2 separate regions of the Homo sapiens genome follow, and region 1 is linked to region 2. A link is a loop called in an ENCODE intact Hi-C map of the cell type or tissue named here. Cell type or tissue: dorsolateral prefrontal cortex. All regions are shown on one strand. Links, peaks and the distances in the headings refer to the core of each region. The heading gives the core; the rest is flanking DNA. Region 1 has its middle 130 kb from the start of CPMER. Region 2 has its middle 72 kb from the start of CPMER.

Region 1 (6,865 bases), core at 834-5,833, 60 kb after region 2:
TCTGCCCTCTGGAGGTCTATGGTGGGGAGGAGGGGAGGGAAGTGTGTCATGAAGAGAGGAGACCCATCTTCTAGTTCTGCCTCTGCTACTTCCTGGGCCTCAGCATCCTCATCTGCAAACTGGGTTTATATCTGCCCTTGAAGGATGCTGTGATGAATCACAAGGTTGCTGTATTCTTGGGAGAGAGATTATTATCCCTGACCCTGCAGGATCTTTCTTGCTGTCCTTGCAGGGTCATGCATCTGGCTTCATGAAGCTTTTGCGATCACCTCTAGGATGGCCCCCACACGGCATAACAAGAGACCCTGATTTCCCACTTTATTCCCAGCCTTGGTCCTGGACCACACACTCAGCCCTCCTCGCCTCCGCCTGCTTCCATTGTTCTTTCCTTTCACCTGGTCCTTGTCTTACCTTGGAATTGACACCTAGGCATCCCTTCTTCTAAGTGCCTTTGTCTGCCCTGGATAAATTACTCTTTCCTGAACCAGTCCAGCCTAGACACTTTAGCTCAAACACATAAGGAGGAATGCTCTCTGTATGTTCACCCCAATCTCATTCATTCATTTAATCACTCAATAAATATGCATTGAGAATCTATTATACCATGAGCCAGGCGCTGTTCTAGGAAGTAGGAAACTAACAGTAAAAATACTCATCCAATTCTCATGGTATTTGTATTTTTCAATGAAGGCATAGGCAAATAGAAAAAAATTATAAATGGGACTTGGGAATTTTTCAGGCTTTGTTCAGTGTGGTCCAAGGGGTGGAGGAATGAATGGAAAGATGATTAAGCTCAATGGAAAGACAGCACATTACTCTGTACCTAAAATGGGGAATGAGCTCCCTGTCTTTGGAAGTGTGCAAGCAGATCCTAGACAACTCCTTGACAGGGCTCCTGGCATCAGTGATGGGGTTGGCCTGGGAGACTTTTAAAGCCCCTCCCAGCTCCAGGTGTCCGTGACTATGGGCTGGACGCTCTCCAGGCTCCCCTGCTATGGAATTGCCGGAAGCCTGATGGCTGTGAGCCCGTTTGCACTCAGCCTTCCTCGCTCCCAGCTCACCTCACACTGACTTCTGGCTCCTCAAACCTGTCTGGTTCTGCAGGGCACCCCTGGATCCTGGGGCTGGCTGGGAGGGGCCCTTCCCCCACTGCCTCCTCCTGGGCCCCTCCTGTTTATGAGGCTGTTGTCCAGGGTTGCTGGAGCGACGCTGGATCCACGCCCCACTCGGAGCCCACTGACTTTTGGGCTTTTTCATGGCTTTTGAACATAGCAGCTACTCCTGTCTCCTGTCTGAGTGGGTCTCTTGGATGAAAACCCATCGATGAGGGTGTTTCCAAGCACCCTGGGCTCACAAGAGCTCCTGGTTTTTCCTTCTGGCTCCAGCCGTGAGACCTTCTTCCCAGCCAGGTAGGGTGAAGTTCAAACCCAGGCTCTGTGGCTGGGCTGTATGAATTCAAATCCTGCGGGATCCTTAATCCTCCCTATGGACGTGCTTAGCTAGAGTGTCTAAACCCTCCCTGTGTCTATCTCAATGATGACAAGGCTTAGTCTCTCCTGGGGAACCTGGACAGGCTTGGGTGGTGAGGAAACCCTCTTGGGATGAGGGAACAGAGCCTAGAGCGCCCACCCCGACATTCCCACCGTAGTGGATTTCTGTTTGACTCCAGGCTGAAGGCTGGGTGTCCATGATGACCGATGGGCCTGCTTGTTTCCCGAAAATCCCTTGACATTCCCGTCATTTCTCTCCCATCTCTCACCTGACCTTAGGCCCGGAGTGGGGCTTGTGTCCAGGATGCTCTGTCCCTCCTGGACCTTGTGGAACCCAGAGTCCCTTCCACCCCCCATTGGAGGGCCAGACACCACTGGCTCAGCAGATGGGGAACCTGAATGCTACGCTACTTTATTAAACTCCACTGTTTAGCTTTCGGCAGGTCATAGCTCCTTTCTGGGCCTTGGTTTCCGGTCCAATGTTTGGGTCAGGTCAGGTCAGTGATTTTAGACTTTATCCTCCCTCTCCCGCACACCCTACTTTTTAAATTTGCAGCAACATCTTTCCTTTGAATAAAATCTTAGGTGAAACAGCGCGAACAAGAGGGGGGCAGACCAAGACACAGGTGGGGATCTAGAAAATTCTCCCTTGGAGACAAAGGCAGCATTAGGGACTGGCAAGGAAAGAGGCTGAACAGTTAAAATTTAGGATCACCTGCTGGGCCCCTTGCCCTGTCAAAACATGTCTGTCCTACGTCCCATTCTCTCGTGTTCCTGTCCTCTGTTTAGAACCAATTGTGTATAGACAGTCCCTAGGTGAACCTATACATTTTTGGCTTTAAGATGGCTCAAGGCTGGGTGTGATTGCTCATGCCTGTAATCCCAGAACTTATGGGAGGGGGAGGTGGGAGGACTGCTTGAGCCCAGGAATTTACAATCAGCCTGGGCAACATAGTGAGACCCTGTCTTTTCCAAAAAATTAAAACAAAAATTAGCCAGTCATGCTGGTCCGCACCTGTAGTCCCAGCTACTCAGGAGGTGGAGGTGGGAGGATCGCGTGAGTCCAGTAGTTTGAGGGTTCAGTGAGTTGTGACTGCACCACTGCACTCCGGCCTAGGCAATAGAGCGAGAGCCTGTCTCAATAAATAAATACATAAATAGAATAAAGATGGTTTGAAAGTGATACATATTCAGTAGAAACTGTACCTTGGATACCCATACGATCATTCTGGTTTTCACTTTCAGTACAGTGTTCAAGAAGTTACATGAGACATTCAACACTTTATTATGTAGTAGACTTTGTGTTAGATGATTTGGCCTAACTGCAGTCTAATGTAAGTGTTCTGAGCACGCTGGAGGTATCCTAGGCCAAGCTGTACTGTTTGGTAGGTTAGGTGTATTAAATGCATTTTCAACTTACAATATTTTCAATTTACCATGGGTTTATTCGGACACAGCCCCAGTGTAAGTCAAGGAGCATTTGTAATTGGTTCTACCAGGATGAATGGGTTTGTATTTTAACAGGGGTTTCCCAGAGACTTTTAGCTGGAGACGACCCTAAGAGGGAATGACAGGAGGGCTGAGGGCCTGGATGAGCTCTCGGGAGCAGGTGGACCGTTGGCGGAGACGTGAGCAGTTCCTTCCCAGCACTGAGCAGCACATTTTGTTTATACTGGGAGGCTTTCTGACTTCACAGCGAGAGTATTTTGGGAGAAACTGTCTCTCCCACATCTGGATTGGGGCAGAGACCAGCTGTTACTCCCATCTCTGTGTTCACACTGTTGTCATGTGTGGGGAAGTGCTGCCAAGTGCTGGGCGGGGACTGGAGCCTTCTGAATTCTCTCCCTCCCGCGCTCCCTCTGCCTCTTCTGGTCTTGTTGGAAGACTCTGGCTGAGGCAGTGGGACCCAGAGGGCTCAGGCCCAAGGGTCTGGGTTTGGATTCTGACTCCCACTTGCTCACTGTGGGGCCTGTGTGCATGACTTCCCCGTCCCCAAGTTCTTGTCTGTAAGATGGGAGTGACTAGTAAGACCCACCTCTTCTAGAGTAGGGAAGATGAAATGAGACCATGCACCCAGACATTCAGGGCACAGCAGTCGTGGCCACCTTTTCTTCTCCACACTGGAGGCTGTGCAGAGATGGAACCGTGAAACCTACCCAAGGGGCAGGGCCCTTCCTGGACTCTAGCCAGTGCCTTTAGTTCTGGGGCATCTTCCCCGAATACACACGCCCACTGTCTCCATGGACACACATCTATTCAGAGATGGACACAGACAGATGCATGCAGACACACTAGCACACGGGTGCACATGCCAGCCCTATACACATGGGCACATGCACACACACACCTTTGCACACATACACACACGTGAACACTCAATATGATTTAGCCGATGAGTGTATTTCAAGCAGGTCACGTTAGACAGCTCTTGCCGACTTTGAGAAAGGCAGGTGAAGTCCACATCCTCATGGAACATCTTGTCTAATGGGGGAGGCAAGCTCTCAGAGAGCCCAAAACAAACCACATAGAACAAAATCATTTAGACTGGGGAGGAGCTGTGCTGGAAATAACCTGGGGTAGGATGGTGAGGGTCATGGGGGGCACAATGGGGGCATCAAAGAGACATCTTCCCACCTCCCCCACCCCATATTGAAGCCCATATTGAAATAGTGGAGGATGAGAAGGAATCGGTTTTGGGAAGATCTGGGGGCAGAATGTTCCAGAAGAGGGACAAGGCCTTGAGGAGTGGCAGGAAGGCCGGACGGAGCAGGTGGAAATGAGGCCAGTGACAGTGGTAGTGGTAAGGCAGCACATTCAGGTTCCTGCGGTCCTGGTGCGGAGTTCAGATTCTTCCAAGTGCGACTGTGAGCTTAGAGATTGTTCTAAGACCTCCATATCCGCTATATGATGCCTACACACATGTATGCGGGACACCCTCAGGCACACACGTGTGATCTGGTCTCATTTGTGCACAACCATGTGTGGTTCCTGTTGTAACATGCATGTGGGTGAACTCTTAGGCACACACGCACTGCACACAGAGGGACACCCATGTGTGGTGCCCGCTTGGCACACACATGGCCTCACCCCTTTCCTGCTGGTGTTTCCACTTAGCAGAAGTGGCCAGGAGGTGGCAAACTGCCGACCCGCCTTGGTGCCCCCATCTGGAGCCGCCAGGGCTGAGGCCAGGGCATGACTCAGGGTTCCTGGTTGCAGAAGTCAAGGGGCAGCCTTGGCTCAGGTTTAAGGCTGATTTCAGTGAGCGGCTGCTTGCTTTATGTTGTTCTTTTGAGTGGTGGGGAGGCAAAGCCCAGAGAAGCAGGGAGGTGGAGAGAGCCACACTGGCTCCGTTTTCCATTGTTGGGCCTCAATTTCCTCATCTGCAAGCTGAGCAGGGCAATCGTGTGCCACTAAATTCTACCACGACCTGAGGATGAGGCAGTGGAATGACCTGTGATTTTGAGGTAAGCCCTGCAGTAGATTCAAGGCAGGAGAAATCAGCCTGACAAGAGGCAGTCAAGGAAGGCTTCTTGGAGGAGGAGCACTTGTGCCAGACTGCATAGCCCATTCCTGCTGAAACAGAACCCAGAACTGAGCTGCCCTTCATGGCATGTGCTTGGGAAAGCTGTGGCAGGACCTTGGGCCACTTTTGTGCTGCTGCCTGTGATGTGCACCCTGTGTGCAGTTCCACACACGGGACCCTGCAAGGTTGATAGGATTATCCCCATTTTACAGATGGCAAAGCTGAGGCTTAGGTTTTATGGCCCATGTCAAAGAGCTGGGAAGTTAAAGCCTAGGTAGGAATGCCAGATCTGCTGCCCGATTTGCAGGAGCCCGCACGGTGTCCACATCTCCTGCAGTTGCCTTCTCCTCCTTCCTCACACCCAGCCCCATCTCATTCAATCCTTAGTGCTCTGTAAGTGACAAACTGACTCCTTTCGAATGACAGTACCTGGAGCCCATTATGGGCAAAAATTAGGGTACAGGTCCCTTAGGAACGAGTTGGAGCCTCCAGTGTGTGTCAAGTTCAGCATGCATGGTTCATTAACATGCCCTTGGCGTCTCTCTGTCCCATGGTGATCCCCCTTGCATGGGCAAGGGGTGACAGTAACCCCATCTCTCTGTTTGCAGATGATGGCAGTTGGGGCTGTCTCAGCCTCTTGGACACTTATGTCCTCCAGTGGGGTCAAGGGAGGGAGCATCGAAGATGAGGGTAACTGTCGGCTCCTGCTCTTGTGTTTTACATGGATGGGTCTCCAATCTCCTTCACAGCTGCCTGGGTGTGAAGATGCTCTGACTGTTCCCGGGGATGGGGAGTCCCTGTGGGGACAGCCTGAATACTCGAATCAGACAGACTCAGGCTCACATTTGCCCTTTGCCTTGTCCTAGAGCTTCATCTCATCTCCAAGACCTCTCAGCTATAAAACAGCCCTTGTATCACTGAAGCCTCACCAGGCAGGGATTCTCCTGGCTTGTTTACTCTGGAATCTTCTGTGTCTTGAATCAAGTAAATGCTCAATAGCCATCTGTTGGAATTGTGAACTACAGAGCCGTTTGTGTGAACTACAGAGCTATTAAATGAGATAAAATGTGGTTAGGGCCTGTTACACAATCAGTGCTTCATAAATGATCCCTGCTGTATTCATATAAAGTGCTTGGAACAGTGGCTGGAAAATAATAATAATACAATTAATAGTAATTCAGGATATGATGATTAATTTTTTAGGCTTCTGATACAAGTTCCGCAATAACAGTCACTCCTCTGGGCATCTGTTATTTGCCAGGCATCTTGTCAGGTGCTTTTCAAGACATCTTCTCATTAGACCTTCGTCGTGGCCTTGGGGGGCACCTTTTATTATCCCTATTTCACTGACTAGGAAACTAAGGCTCATAGATGCCATGACTTACCCATAATTTTATTTTTTAGTTTTTCTAGAGACAGAATCTAGCTCTGTAGTCCAGGCTGGAGTGCTGGGGTGCAATCCTAGCTCACTGCAATCTCCAACTTCTGGGCTCTAGTGATCCTCCTGCCTCAGCCTCCTGAGTAGCCGGGACTGCAGGCACACATCATCACACCTGGCTATTTTTAAAATTTTTTGTAGAGATGCAGTCTCACTATGTTGCCCAGGCTGGTCTCAAATTCCTGGCCTCAAGTTATCCTCCTGCCTTGGTCTCCCAAAGTGCTGGGATTCCAGGCATGAGCCACTGTGCCAGGTCCTTACTTATAATATCAAAACCAAGAAGGAGAGAAGCCAGGGGTTGAGATTACCTTCTCTGTGGAATATCCCCCAGTCTCGGTCTTTCATGGCCACCTAGGTAGTTTTTGCCCCATTATTAACCCAACGTCATTCTTTAAATCCACTTTACACTAACTC
Region 2 (6,774 bases), core at 1,775-6,774:
CTAGGCTGAGCCCTCTGGAGTAATTTACGGGCCTGCAGTCCCATCCTCCCTAGTTTCTCCCAGCTGGGAGGCTCTCATCTGCCTGCCAACCCCCAACACCTCTGTGTTTCATGCCCATTGAGATTTAGGGTTCCACCATTTTCCTGAAGGCAAATCGGGCCGAGGGGAATTTTAATGCAGCTTTATCAGCTACATCATGCTCACTTTACTTGGCAGGGAAATTGCCGGTGGGGGGTTGGACAAATGCTTGGAACAGGCGATAAACTCCCAACATCTGTATTCCCTGCAAGAAGGGGCTGTGGGCCCTGAAGACCCTAGGGAGGCCTTGAGTTCAGATGGCTTGAAACTCCCTATCATCCACATCTAAACCTTCCAAAGGATCCAGAACTTCTCCAGGTAGGAAACTCATTCATTCATTCAGTCATTCATATGTGTAACTCATTCATTCATTCATTCGTGTGTTCCTTCAACGAGTATTTAACCAGTGCCTGCCCTAGGCCAAGCCCTGGGGGTCTAGTTATGAAAAGAACGTGAATCCTGCCCTCTTGGACCTCACATTCCTATGGGCAACAGGATTCCCTTGTCTCAGGAAGCCCAGGAGGCTGTGAGAGCCCGAAGAAGCAGCTGGCCCCACCCGGGAAGTCCCAGAAGGCTTCCTGGTGTTGGTGGTGATGATGGTGGTTGTGGGGCATATAAGTGAGCAACTGAAGGACAAAAAGGAGCATCTAAGTCCAGGAAGGCTTCCTGGTGGTGGTGGTGATGGTGGTGGTAGAGAATATAAGCTGAGTGACTGAAGGACAAGAAAGAACACCCAAGGCTTTGGACGATGGTAAGAACTGTGTTCTAAGGTGGTGGGGAGTCATTAAGGAAGTGGAATGGAAGTCAGCTGTGAGGAGGGAGGGGTCAGAGTGGACACAGGGAGGTAAGCGAGGAGGCCGCTGCCCTGTCCAGGAGACAAGAGAGGACTGGGGATGGAGCGAAGTGGACACACCTGGAAAATTTATGGGGTGGTATCCGTGGGACCTGGACCAGGGCAGAGGGTTTGTGGCTTGGTGGGTGTCAGTAGGGTGGGGGTCCTGGACCTCAGACCATCAGGGGACGGTAAAGAACATTTGTGCTGGGCGCGCTCTCGCTGCATTTGTTTTTCTTTGGCTACCCTGACTCAGAGTTGAAAAATCTCTTGTATATCAGCTAGGCGGCCTTGGCGTGCCCTGGGGTGGACCCCAGCTCCTGTCTTCTTTCCCAGTGAGATGGGAATGAGGGTTACCCTTGCAGCAAAAGCCCCACCCTCCCACTCCAGGCAGGGGGCTGGGGGCATGGGAGTCCACGACCTGGGGTGGGGCAGCGGAGCCCTTGGGGGCAGAGGTGAGGGAGGGGTGACCTTTCTACTATCTCTCAGTCCAGCCCTCTGGTTTGATCTGGGGCCCTCTGTGTGTTCTTTTGTATAAGGAAGACCTTGAGTTTCTCTCTGCAATGCTCACTCCCTCCTTCCCGCCCTACTTCCGTCCATCCACTCAGTCCTTATTTACGGAGGGCTCACTATGTTACAGGCACAGTTTTAGGCACTGGGGATACAGCACAGGATGAATCAGGCAAAAATCCCAGCCCTGACCTCATGGAGCTTACACCAGAGCAGAAGGATGACGAAGGATAAACAGAGTAGGCTAAAATATATAATATGCCAGAATAACAATAAAAATAAGGCAGAGGCAGCAAAAGAGAGCAGTGGGGTAGTCAGTGCCCTACTGAACTGAGATCCTGAATTACTTCATACCATTTCCACGCCTGGCCTGTACTTTACGGATACACTACCTACGCGTGTATCCATAAAAGGTATACTGTGCGGCTTGGCAGGTTTTAAAACTTTCTATAAATGCAAGCATCCCATATGCATATTCTGTGATTGCTTTTTTGGCTCGACATCCTATTTTGAGACTGATCCTTGTTGATACGTGACGCTCCAGTTGACACACTGTCACTGCGATAGACTATTCCGCAGTATGAATATGTCACTACTCATTGAGTCATCTTTCCGGTGATGGACACTTAGGTTGTTTCCAATTTTTTTTTCTCTTACCACCCAAGCTGTAGGAACTTTCTTATACCAGTCGACACCCCTGGACTCCAGTGTTTTCTAAAAGAAAAGCACCTGGCGACAGAAAGCCAATACTATCTGTCAAATTGCCCAACATGGTCTACAATGACGACGATGATGATGTTGAAAAAAAAATAGCTCCGGGGACTGAGGGCTTCTTTCATGTAGGATCATTCCAGTCACATTAGCCCACCACCTCCTTTCCATCCTCATATGATAAAAGGTAGACTCCAGGATTGTTCTCACGTAGCAGACACAGGCCCGGAGAACAGGGAGGTTAAGCAGGTTCCCTAAGGCCACTCGACTAGGAAGGGACAGCTGGAATGCCAACCTGGACACTCTGAGCGTCGCCACTGCACTGCCTGGTCCCTCTCTCTCCATAGCTCTGCTCCATCAGAGTGTTCTCATTATATCCCTTAAACACCCTCAGCATGGTCCTGCCTCTAAGCATTCACACCAGCTGTTCCCTCTGTCCAGAATGCTTTTCCAGTCTCATCTCCAAGGCTGCCTCTCAGACCCTTCCTGGATCCTTTCCTCCTTTCTTTTCTCTCTTGTTTTTTTTTTTTGAGTTAGGGTCTTGCTCTGTCTCTCAGTGTAGTGGTATGATCATAGCTCAATACAGCTTCAACCTTCCTGGGCTCAAGCGATCCTTCCATTTCAGCATCCTGAATAGCTGGGACTGCAGGCATGCACCACCATGCTCAGCTAATTTTTTGATTTTTTTGTAGAGACCAGGTTTCACCATGTTGCCCAGGCTGGTCTTCAACTCCTAGGCTCAAGTGATCCACCAGCCTCAGCCCCACAAAGTGCTGGGATTACAGGCGTCAGCCACTGTGTCCCACCTCTGGGCAGTTTCTTGATCTCATTTATGGCTATAACCTAGCCTAGCATGGCACAGACTATTGTAGATGCTCAGTAAGTGATACTTTGACAGAGTGCTTGCACCATGCCAGGCTCTGGGCTGAGTGCTTTGCAGATATAAGCTCATTTCACCTTCACAATTATCCCTTGAAGTGGGAAGATGGTTTTCATTATACACCAAGGAGGAAGAGGAGGAAGAGGATCAGGGGCTCTCAGAGGCATTAAGTAACTTGCCCAGTGCACGCAACAAGGGAAAGCAGAGGCCAGATTTGGAACCAGGTCTGCCCTGCTCCATCTCGCCACTGCCTCTCCATGTCTTCCTGGGGACTTGAGCATCACAGAACTCACATATCAGAGTTTGGTGATGACGCCTTCACTTCACAAGAGGGGAAAGTGAGGCCCAGAGAAGGACCAGGACTTGCCCAGGATCACCCAGCGAGTTGGTAGCAGATAAGGTCAAGCTCTTGTAAACTCCTGGACTTCCCAGGCCACTGTGACCCTGGCCACGCTGGCTTGGTATCCATGGCCCATCAGAATGAGGGTGACATGTGCTGCATCTCTCTCTCCACATTGGGGGCCGCTGGCCAGGGATGTGGCTGAGAAGGTAAAGCGAGAAGCCTGGATCAGAGATGTGTCTGTCACTGTGACGGGACGCTCAAGGCAGATCCATTATTCAGGTCATCAGGCTGGAGCCACCAGGCAGGCGAGGGAGGCCTGCTGCAGCCGGACGGTCAGCTGGCAGGGCCGAGGGGGGGCTGCAGGTCCCCGGGAGCTGTCACTGCTGACTGATGGATGGGGACAGCTTCCAGTCGCCGGCCATCCCCGCCACGAGCCCCGTGGCCATCTCTGCGGCCGCCCACGCTGGCCTCCCGCCCGGCGCCTTGCTTTGAACGTCCACAAGGCCTTTTGTTCTCGCAGCAGGAGCTGGGCAGGCAGCGTTGAGGGGCCCCTTTCAGAGGAAGGAGCCGCCTGCTGGGGCCTCCCCCTGCCCTCGACCCCTGCTGTGTTCCTCTAATTACCTGTGGGCAGGAGGGGCTGGCTGAGGGGTCCAGCTGAGCCCTGAGGAATCTGCTGGGGGAGGGGGTGGTGACGGTGGTGTGGCCATAGAGGCCTCAAATTCCAACCCAAAGAGATCGTCCCGATCACAAATTGGAAACTGAGTCCCGGAGAGGGCAACTGCCTTGCTTGAGGTCACACAGCGAGTTAGAAGTAGGGCTTGGTCTGGACCCAGGGGTGTTTTGACTCCCCAAGGTAAGAGGTGGGAAGAGAACTGGTGCTTAATAATTTTGAACACCTACTTGACACCTGCCATCTTATTGAATCAGGTCCTTCACTTCCCAGCTCCGGGTCCTCAGGCAGGTCAATTTCCTCTCTCAGCCCCGGTTTCTTCATCTATGCAACACACTTATTTACCAAGGACCTTTTCTATTCAAGACCATGACGAGACATAAATTAGACATGGTCTCTAGCCTCAAGGAGCCCACCAATAGAGGGAGTCTGTAGATGACTTGGCACCCGTGGTAAGTGCTGGGGTGCATGGGTGGAGATGGCTGTGGGGCCTCACAGGGGACAGGAGGGGCCCACGGAGGGCACAGTGTCTGCTGATTTTATCCAGGGAGGTGGCTTTGAAGAGCTGCAGATGATCTCCTGGCTGTGAGGAGCCACTGGAGGAGCTGAGGCAGAGGCAGGGGGTAGCCAGGAGTCTACTGGAAAGGTCCAGGCAAGAGGTGATGAGGGCTAGGTCAAGCGGCAGTCCCTGAACCTTCACACAGTCTGGACTTTGAACCAGTGGGCCTCAGACTCTTGGTGTAGCTGCTTTTTGGTGGTTCCTTAAAAAGCTAAACATAGATTTGCCGTATGACCCAGCAATACCACTCCTGGGAATATGCCCAAAGGAATTGTAAACAGATACTTGAACAGATACTTGTACACCCGTGCTTGTAGCAGCATTATTCATAGTAGGCAAGCTGTGGAAACAGCCTAGGTGTCTATCTACGGATAAATGGATAAACAAAATGTGGCATATCCATACAATGGAATCTTGTTCAGCCATATAAAGGAATGAAGTTCTGATACATGCTACAACATGAATGTACCTTGAAAACATTATGCTAAGTGAAAGAAGCCAGACACAGAAGGACAAATATTGCGTGATTCCACTCATGTGAAATATCTACAATAGGCAAATTCACAGAGACAGAAAGTGGTTAATAGGGGGCAGGGGGAGGGGGAAATAGGAGAGTTACTGCTTAATAGGTACAGAGTTTCTTTTTGGGGTGATCAAAAAGTTTTAGAAATAGACAGTTGTGGCTGGGCATGGTGGCTCATGCCTGTAATCCCAGTACTTTGGGAGGCAGAGGTGGGTGGATCACATGAGCCCAGGAGTTCGAGACCAGCCTGGGCAACATGGCAAAACCCTGTCTCTAAAAAAAATACAAAAATTATCTGGGCATGGTGGTGTGTGCCTGTAATCCCAGCTGCTTGGGAAGCTGAGGTGGGAATATCCCTGAGAGTGGGAGGCAGAGGTTGCAGTGAGCTGAGATCACGCCACTGCACTCCAGCCTGGGTGAGAGAGCGAGACCCTGTGTCAAAAAAAAAAAAAAAAAAAAAAGAGAGAGAGATGGGGTGATGGTTGTGTGACATTATGAATGTACTTAATGCCACTGAATTGTTCATTGTATAACTCATTGACATTGATTTAATACATTGCATTGAAATGGGTGAGTTGTATGCTATGAGTTTAGCTATCTCAATGAAGCTAAATTCAAAAACCAGGGCCGGGCGTTGTGACTCAAGCCTGTAGTCCCAGCACTTTGGGAGGCCAAAGCAGGAGAATCGCTTGAGCTCATGAGTTCGAGACCAGCCTGGGCAACATGGCGAAACCCCATCTCTACAAAAAATACAAAAATTAGCCAGGTGTGATGGCACACACCTGTAGTCCCAGCTACTTGGGAGGCTGAGGCAGGAGGGTTGCTTGAACCTGGGAGGTGGAGGTTGCAGTGAGCCCAGTGAGCCTGGGCGATAGAGCCCGACCTTGTCTCAAAAGAAAACAAAAACAAAAACAAAACAAAACAAAAAACCAAATGAGTGGAGTTCGTGGGTTGGAGTCCTGAGGCCCTCAGTAAAATGGGAAGAAGGGAAAGTCATCTTAGGGGAGATGAAGGCCACGGTGTGTCTGATTTTGCAAATCATGACTGGCTGCCCATGTCCCTTTGCTGTGGACATTTTCCGTTTTGGGAGATTCGAGCCCCACTCCTAGGCTGACTTGCTGTGTGCCCTTTGCTGAGTTGCACAACCTCTCTGAGTCTCAGTTGTCTCATCTATGTATCAATCTATTTGCTTCAGGCTAACCATTTGCTGGGCACAGGGTCAGACATTTGCTCTGAATCTTTCTTTCAGTCCTCACCCTATTTGAAAGGAGAACACAAGGGCCCAGGGAGGGTGGGAGCCTTGCCAGGAGCTCCTAGAGAGTGTGGCTGAGACAACCTGAGAGCTTGGCCTGGGGCTGGCCCAGGGTTTGCCTCAGTCCTCATCTCCCACTGGCCCTGAGAACTCCTTACCCAGCCCCGCTCCCCTCCCCTTTGCATCCGTTTGGAGTTGGTCACGGATTTTGTTCCTTCTGCAAATGATCTCCATGTGTCACGGATTGGGTTTCCCCTCGTCTGGCCCTGTCCCTCTTGGGACCCCAGGCCCCCCACGGGCTGATGCAGCTGGACGGGGCCTCCCCAGCAGCTCCGTGGCTCATTCTGACCCTGAGATGGGGCCCAGGCAGGATGGGGCCTGGGCATCTGGTTTAACCATCAGAGCAGGGGCTTGTT

Evidence for each region. A loop is a pair of places that touch in the nucleus more often than their neighbours do. Peaks named below come from ENCODE experiments on the same cell type or tissue, not always from the same donor. Only the 100,000 strongest peaks of a DNase experiment are listed, where the experiment ranks them.
Region 1: a loop joins it to region 2, with 2.6 times the contacts of the local background. A loop is called at or near these places in 1 of 110 quality-filtered maps.

What each region holds. Positions count from the first base shown.
Region 1 is chr22:27,578,287-27,585,151 of GRCh38, reverse strand. No RefSeq gene overlaps it. Among named protein-coding and RNA genes, the nearest start is that of CPMER, 130 kb to the left of the region's middle. In dorsolateral prefrontal cortex, for the core only: no CTCF peak of the experiment used is centred there; a DNase peak (open chromatin) is centred at 3,291; H3K4me3 peaks cover 484 bases; H3K27ac peaks cover 1,333 bases.
Region 2 is chr22:27,639,347-27,646,120 of GRCh38, reverse strand. No RefSeq gene overlaps it. Among named protein-coding and RNA genes, the nearest start is that of CPMER, 72 kb to the left of the region's middle. RefSeq lists enhancers at 3,200-4,133, 6,386-6,774. In dorsolateral prefrontal cortex, for the core only: no CTCF peak of the experiment used is centred there; a DNase peak (open chromatin) is centred at 3,760; H3K27ac peaks cover 2,676 bases.